Regions from separate parts of the Homo sapiens genome. Here region 2 is linked to region 1. The links are chromatin contacts, found by Hi-C or POLR2A ChIA-PET in ENCODE. All regions are on one chromosome and are shown on one strand. The core of a region is the stretch at or near the end of the contact, and the rest is flanking DNA. Distances in the headings are between cores, read along the strand shown. Region 1 overlaps ATXN7L1 (ataxin 7 like 1). Region 2 holds the start of EFCAB10 (EF-hand calcium binding domain 10).

Region 1 (3,304 bases), core at 772-3,271:
CTGGGCAAGAGAGAAACCTTGTCTCTATTTAAAACAAAAACAAAAAAAATTTCTCACTCTTACGTCCACACCCAGGTTCTCTTGGAATTGTTTTCTGAACTCCTCAGGTAACTAAAATTTTATTTGGTTAATTCTCTTGGTCCTACAGTGAGATACTGCTTGATGCACTCTGGGAAAAATGGAAAAGCCTGTTAAAATAAGCAATTTAAGAAGTGTTTCTGCTGGGCATGACGGCTCATGCTTGTAATCCCAGTGCTTTGGAAGGCCAAAGCAGGAGGATCGCTTGAGGCCAGGAGTTTGAGACCAGCCTGGTGGCAAGACTCCGTGTCTACAAAAGATTTAAAAATTAGCCAAGGGCAGTGGTGCGGCTCCTTAGGAGGCTGAATCGGGAGGATCGCTTGAGCCCAGGAATTCAAGGATGCAGTGAGCTCTGATGGCACCACTGCACTTCAGCCTGGGTGGCAGAGCAAAAGGTCTCTAAAAAAGAAAGAGCTGGGTGCGGTGGCTCATACCTGTAATCCCAGCACTCTGGGAGGCTGAGACGGGTTGATCGCTTGAGGTCAGGAGTTCGAGACCAGCCTGGCCAACATGGCAAAACTCCATCTCTACCAAAAATACAAAAACTAGCCAGGCGTAGTGGTGCATGCCTGTAATCCCAGCTACTTAGGAGGCTGTGGCAGGAGAATTGCTTGAACCCAGGAGGCAGAGGTTGCAGTGAGCCAAGATAGCGCCATTGCACTCCAGCCTGGGTGACAGAGCCAGACTCCATCTCAAAAAAAGAAGGAAGGAAGGGAGGGAGGGAGGGAGGGAGGAAGGAAGGAAGGAAGGAAGGAAGGAAGGAAGGAAGGAAGGAAGGAAGGAAGGAAAGAAAGAAATTCATCCAGCATGTCCCTTTCTTCTCCTATGGGATTTACCAACTGACAAATTCTAGTGCTCCTGCCATCACCCCCACATGTGCAGCAAAGCCTCCACATTTGCAAAATCTAAGTCAATCTCTAAAAGATGCTTCGAGGAAGCACCCAGTTCCTTCTGCTAATAACCGCAGTGTGTCATGTGACACCTCCCCCTCCCCCAACCAGTTCTCTCTGAAAACTACCCACCCACCCCACCAATAAAGTAGCATGACGTCTGTCCTTCAGCTGCCAATATCTACATTTCCTTCAAGGTGGTAATCTTTTGCTTTTGTAATTTAAGTTCTTTTTTATTCGTAATTGTTACCCAATTGCTTTGGGGCTTGCATAAACAGTTAACAAAAACACCCGCACGAGGCAGCCGGTTCGCTTTCTGTGCTTGTTGTTCTTGGCACTGGGTCAGTTCTATGAACTTCTGGTGTCCAACTGGTAGGACCTGAAACTCCGTGTTTAACAAGTGCGTGTAGTCAAAACAGTTGGCGTGTGCAAGCGCGGATAGCTGGTATTGACTGCAGCTGGTCAGCCGTCGGGCTGTGCACCGTGCAGAATACCGTATCACGTTGCTCTGTTTGGGGCTGGGCTTTTGTTGTTGTTTAGTCGTTGCGATTTTTTTCCCTCCTTTTTCTTTCTCTCTCTCTCTCTTTTTTTTTTTCTTTTTTTTTTTTTTACTGACATCCGTGCTAATGTGGATCGCTTCAGGTTCCAAAAGTACAACATGTTTACAGTCGTCGTAGCATCAGATTAAGTTGGCAGCCTGAGTCTCTCTGTAAGTGGTTTTAGTTTACATTTCTTCTTCTAGCAGGATGTTTTGCATAATTTTGCTGATCCTAGGTTATTTATAGACTTTTTTTTGAAGAAACGGGGATGCATAAGAGTTTCTGTTCCAACTGTGGAAAGTGAAATTTGTTTCTCCACTTAGAGAAACGGCGGTGTATGTGCAGCAGAGGGTTATTTTAGCTCTTGATGATTAATTTCTTAGGGGTCACTTAATAACGTTCCCGAGAGTCCTAGGACGTGTTGTTTTCCTTTAGTCGTTCACAAACGGAGTAAAATGAAAGTAATGATGCCATTTCCTCTGGGGCGCTCCTCGAGGGTGGATGCAGTGATTGGGTATTGTTTCAAACGTCTGAAATGAGTTTACAGCGGTTGTTTTGTCAAACTCCTGGGAGCAGTGGCATTTGGTGACCCAAAACATGCCCAAGGGCTGGTCTGCAGGACTCAGAGTCACGGGGGAGGGGGACGGAGGAAGAACAGACACAGGGAAGTTACTGGACCTTAGTTTGTCCCCACCTAAATGACAGTGATATGCAGACATTTATAACATTTTTAAAAGGATGATTGACTGCAAGATGGCATATGGGCTCATGCTTTATCTGTGTGATTTTCTGGCCTGGTGGTAGCATCTTTGGGGGCCCGTGTGCATGTTTGAGTAAGAACTAAAGCTTAGCGAAAACACTAAGCCGGAATTAGCACTCTATAAAAGGGTTTCCCGTAATATTTACTAGAACAGTTGGCTAAAAATTGCCGTGCTTGTCCCACTGAATGGCTGTGTAATTAAATCAGCCCTTGATATCGTACCTTGAGCACCTCCCATCTCTGAGTCTGCCGCTCTTGGAATTTGCATGAGTAAGTAGCGCGTTCATCAGCATAATGAATGTGGAGTCCCAGTCTAATGGTCCGGGAGAACCTTGTAAATGAGACACTTCATTGTGCCTCGGGTTAAATATTTTAAACTAAACAAATCGCAAAAGAAGGAGAAGACGACAAACATCATTTAGGCCTCACGGAAGGCCTTCTGAGGAGCGGGTCTGCTTAGATCCAAGACCTTGAGTCCCACACAGATGGGTCCAACCCCACCCCCAGCATCACATGAATGAGAACGGACAGTGAAAACGGAAATTTCCAAGGTGGTAAATGTGACCATTAGGATGAGGCTTGACATAGTTCTAACTGCTGAGTGCTGCCAAGAGAGGCTTTCTTTTCTCCTCCATGTTTCTCTCATTCATATGAATGCTTTTTTTTGCTGGGCGCGGTGGCTCATGCCTGTAATCCCAGCACTTTGGGAGGCTGAGGCGGGCGGATCACCTGAGGTCGGGAGTTCGAGACCAGCCTGACCAACATGGAGAAACCCCGTCTCTACGAAAAATACAAAAATTAGCTGGGCATGGTGGCACATGCCTGTAATCCCAGCTACTCGGGAGGCTGAGGCAGGAGAATTGTTTGAACCCAGGAGGCGGAGGTTGCTGTGAGCCGAGAGCGCGCCATTGCACTCCAGCCTGGGCAACAAGAGCGAAACTCCGTCTCAAAAATAAAAAAAGAAGTGCCCTGTCTCCTTTAACCTTGCAGAGAATAATGATGAGGCTTCCTTGCTTTAGGCCTTTGACGTTTAGAGT
Region 2 (3,464 bases), core at 80-2,579, 110 kb after region 1:
TAAATATGCAGCAGATCGTAACCATTATAGACGCTATCCACGTCATAGGGGTCCTCCACGCAATTACCAGCAAAATTACCAGAACAGTGAGAGTGGGGAAAAGACCGAGGGATCGGAGAATGCTCCCGAAGGCCAGGCCCAACAATGCCGGCCCTACCGCAGGCAAAGGTTCCCACCTTACTACATGCGGAGACCCTATGGGTGTCGACCACAGTATTCCAGCCCTCCTGTGCAGGGAGAAGTGATGGAGGGTGCTGACAACCAGGGTGCAGGAGAACAAGGTAGACCAGTGAGGCAGAATATGTATCGGGGATATAGACCACGATTCCGCAGGGGCCCTCCTTGCCAAAGACAGCCTAGAGAGTACGGCAATGAAGAAGATAAAATCAAGGAGATGAGACCCAGGGTCAGCAGCCACCTCAACGTCGGTACCGCAGCAACTTCAATTACCAACGCAGATGCCCAGAAAACCCTAAATCACAAGATGGCAAAGAGACAAAATCAGCCAATCCACCAGCTGAGAATTCGTCTGCTCCCGAGGCTGAGCAGGGCGGGGCTGAGTAAATGCCGGCTTACCATCTCTACCATCATCCGGTTTAGTCATCCAACAAGAAGAAATATGAAATTCCAGCAATAAGAAATGAACAAAAGATTGGAGCTGAAGACCTTAAGTGCTTGCTTTTTGCCCGTTGACCAGATAAATAGAACTATCTGCATTATCTATGCAGCATGGGGTTTTTATTATTTTTACCTAAATATGTCTCTTTTTGGTAATAACAAACGTGTTTTTTTTAAAAAGCCTTGTTTTTCTCAATACGCCTTTAAAGGTTTTTAAATTGTTTCATATCTGGTCAAGATGAGATTTTTAAGCACTTTATTTTTAATTTGTAATAAAAGTTTACAACTTGATTTTTTCAAAAAAGTCAACAAACTGCAAGCACCTGTTAATAAAGGTCTTAAATAATAATAATAAAAAGAACTCTCCACTGGGCACCCTCAAAATTGCACAAGTTCCTTCTGTTATTAGTTCATGCTGAGTTGTGATGCCAGCACTTCAAGCCTTGTTAATCATTGGATCAACAAGTACCGAGCTAGGTGCTAGAGAGAGATGGAAAAAGGCACCTGGGCCCAGCCCTAAGCCTGGATCGCGGACAGTGACGTTGGTCCACACCTCACCTGCCCTCTCTGCCCTGCTACATGCCCCAGGCTTGCCCTGAACCGTGAGCTCTAGAAATTCCAGGTCCGGGTCGCAGCCACAGGGCAGTCAGGCGTGTCACGTGACCGCGCCGGGTAGAGGGAGACAGAGTCGCACGGCTGAGACGCCAGGCAGTCGCCTAGCAACAGCGGGACGCGGAGCGATGGAGACCAGCAGCAGGGAGCTCCAAGCCGCGGAGTATTTGGAAAAGCATCAGATCAAGGAGGTGGTTAGCTACCTCACCAGCGCCCTCCTTTTCTTTCGGCCGGGTAAGGGCCCCCATGCCCCGGTACAGCCATACCTCCATGTGGGGTTCGCTTCCCACACGAAACCCCCCTCTTACACATTCGCTTTCCACTGCCTCCCAGCCACGTGAGCCCTTCTGCTGTTGATTAACTCTGCGGCCTTCAATAAAAGTCCCTCAGGCTGCAGTACAATGGCGTGATCTCATTTCACTACAACCTCCACCTCCTGGTGGCGATTCTCAGGGGCGATTCTCCTGCCTCAGCCTCCTGAGTGGCTGAGATTACAGGCGCCCGCCACCATGCATGGCTAATTTTTGTATTTTTAGTAGCGACAGGGTTTCGTCATGTTGGTCAGGCTGGTCTCGAACTCCTGACCTCAGGTGATCTGCACGCCTCGGCGCCTCAAAGTGCTGGGATTGTAGGCGTGAGCCACCGCGCACGGCCAAAGTTTTTAATCTGGCAACTAAACAATTGATAGGGTAGGATAGAAGATGTTCTAGAGGGGATCGCTTTTCCTGACTTTTTTTACACATCTGAACCCCCTACAAAATTTGAATCGTTTTGTAATTTGGGAGTGGTGTGTCATTTAAAAGTTATATTTAGGTGAAAATGGTTTTATGTCCTCCCCAGGGTGCAGAATTGTAATTTGCCGACCTCCATATGGAGCGTCCGAAATGCCAAAATTGTCCATTTGCTTCTGTGTAAGGAAGTGGAAATACCAAACATTCCAATTTTGCCAAAAAACACCCAACCAATATCATGTATAGGAGACAGAGTTCTTGCTAGTTGTTTTAAAGTATTAAAACAAATATTAGAAAGAAAAAAAAAGGCCGGGCACGAGATGGCGCCACTGCAGCCTGGGCGACAAAGCGAGATCCTATCTCAAAAATAAAAATAAAAATAAAAAATAGGCCAGGAGCAGTGGCTCAGGCCTGTAATCCCAGTACTTTGGGAGGCCGAAGCGGGTGGATCACTTGAGTTCAGGAGTTTGAGACCAGCCTGGCCAACATGGTGAAACCTCGTGTCTGCTACAAATACAAAAAATTAGCCGGGTGTGGTAGCGCATGCCTGTAATCCCAGCTATTCGTGAAGCTCCTTGGGGGCGGTGACTCACGCCTATAATACCAACGCTCTGGGAGGCTGTGGTGGGCAGATCACTTGACTTCAGGAGTTCATAGACCAGCCTGGGCAACATGGCAAAACCCCATCTCTATTAAAAATAAAAAAACTTAGCTGCACGTGGTGGTGCGTGCCTATAATCCCAGCTACTCAAGAGGCTGATGTGGGAGGATCACGTGAACCTGGGAGGCGGAGGTTGCATTGAGCGGAGATTGCTACTCAAGCCAGGTGACAGAGTAAAACACCTTCTCAAAAAAAAAACTAAAAATAAAGACAAATGTTAATTTTCTTCATCATAACAAGGGATATATTATGTTACATTCGTTATATAAAATATTTGTCAACATTTATTTTTAAATTTCATTTTTATTGAAGTGGATGTATGGGGTTTAAAAATTGAAAAGTACTCCAAAGCTTATAATAACAGCATTCCTGTTGCTATCCCCAGCTTCTGCACAGAATAATTTCAACTCTTTTAGCAATATTCTTTGCTATTTATCTTGAGATTTCTAAATAACAGGCCTATATTGCTGCTGCTTAATGTTTTTCCCTCTAGGTTAGATACTAGCTTTATGCTGTGGAAGATGAAAATGCGCCTTTCTTAAACACACACCTCATACACCTGTTCCCACTCACACCCATCTTCCAGATAAATTTAGATCACAATTTTGATATCCTCAGTATTCAGAATTTTTAATATTGTTAGGCAAGTATCTATAATCCTTATAGTATGCTGATTATATTTCCCTTGTTGTTTTCCCTGGTTAATAATATATTTACATTTTTGGCTTAAATTTGTGTGATCATCACTAATTCATCCATACCCTCTTTTGCCACAGTACAGCTGTCCTCTCATTACATTTGCATTCATTGGGTAATTACCCCCACCACCACCACCCAAACCC

The links. A loop is a pair of places that touch in the nucleus more often than their neighbours do. ChIA-PET counts read pairs that join two places held with the same protein, here RNA polymerase II (POLR2A). Pooled maps may share reads with other maps.
Region 2: a pooled map shows a loop between it and region 1 (2.2-fold over the local background). The contact joins the promoter of EFCAB10 here to the enhancer-like site in region 1. A Hi-C loop is called at or near these places in 2 of 50 pooled maps. POLR2A ChIA-PET finds 5 or more read pairs at or near these places in 3 of 52 experiments (GM12878, K562 and WTC11).

The regions. Positions count from the first base shown.
Region 1 is chr7:105,689,933-105,693,236 of GRCh38, reverse strand. The region is part of intron 3 of ATXN7L1 (ataxin 7 like 1); the gene reads left to right. Among named protein-coding and RNA genes, the nearest start is that of EFCAB10, 110 kb to the right of the region's middle. RefSeq lists enhancers at 1,284-1,959, 1,960-2,635, 2,636-3,304. Within about 2 kb of position 2,021, at least 33 of the 41 ENCODE cell types and tissues checked have a DNase peak (open chromatin) inside an H3K27ac peak, as active enhancers do.
Region 2 is chr7:105,579,358-105,582,821 of GRCh38, reverse strand. It overlaps EFCAB10 (EF-hand calcium binding domain 10), which reads left to right and starts at 1,329. Exons shown (of 5, transcript NM_001355526.2): 1 at 1,329-1,464. The coding sequence starts at 1,359. It also overlaps the pseudogene YBX1P2. RefSeq lists enhancers at 914-1,424, 1,425-1,937.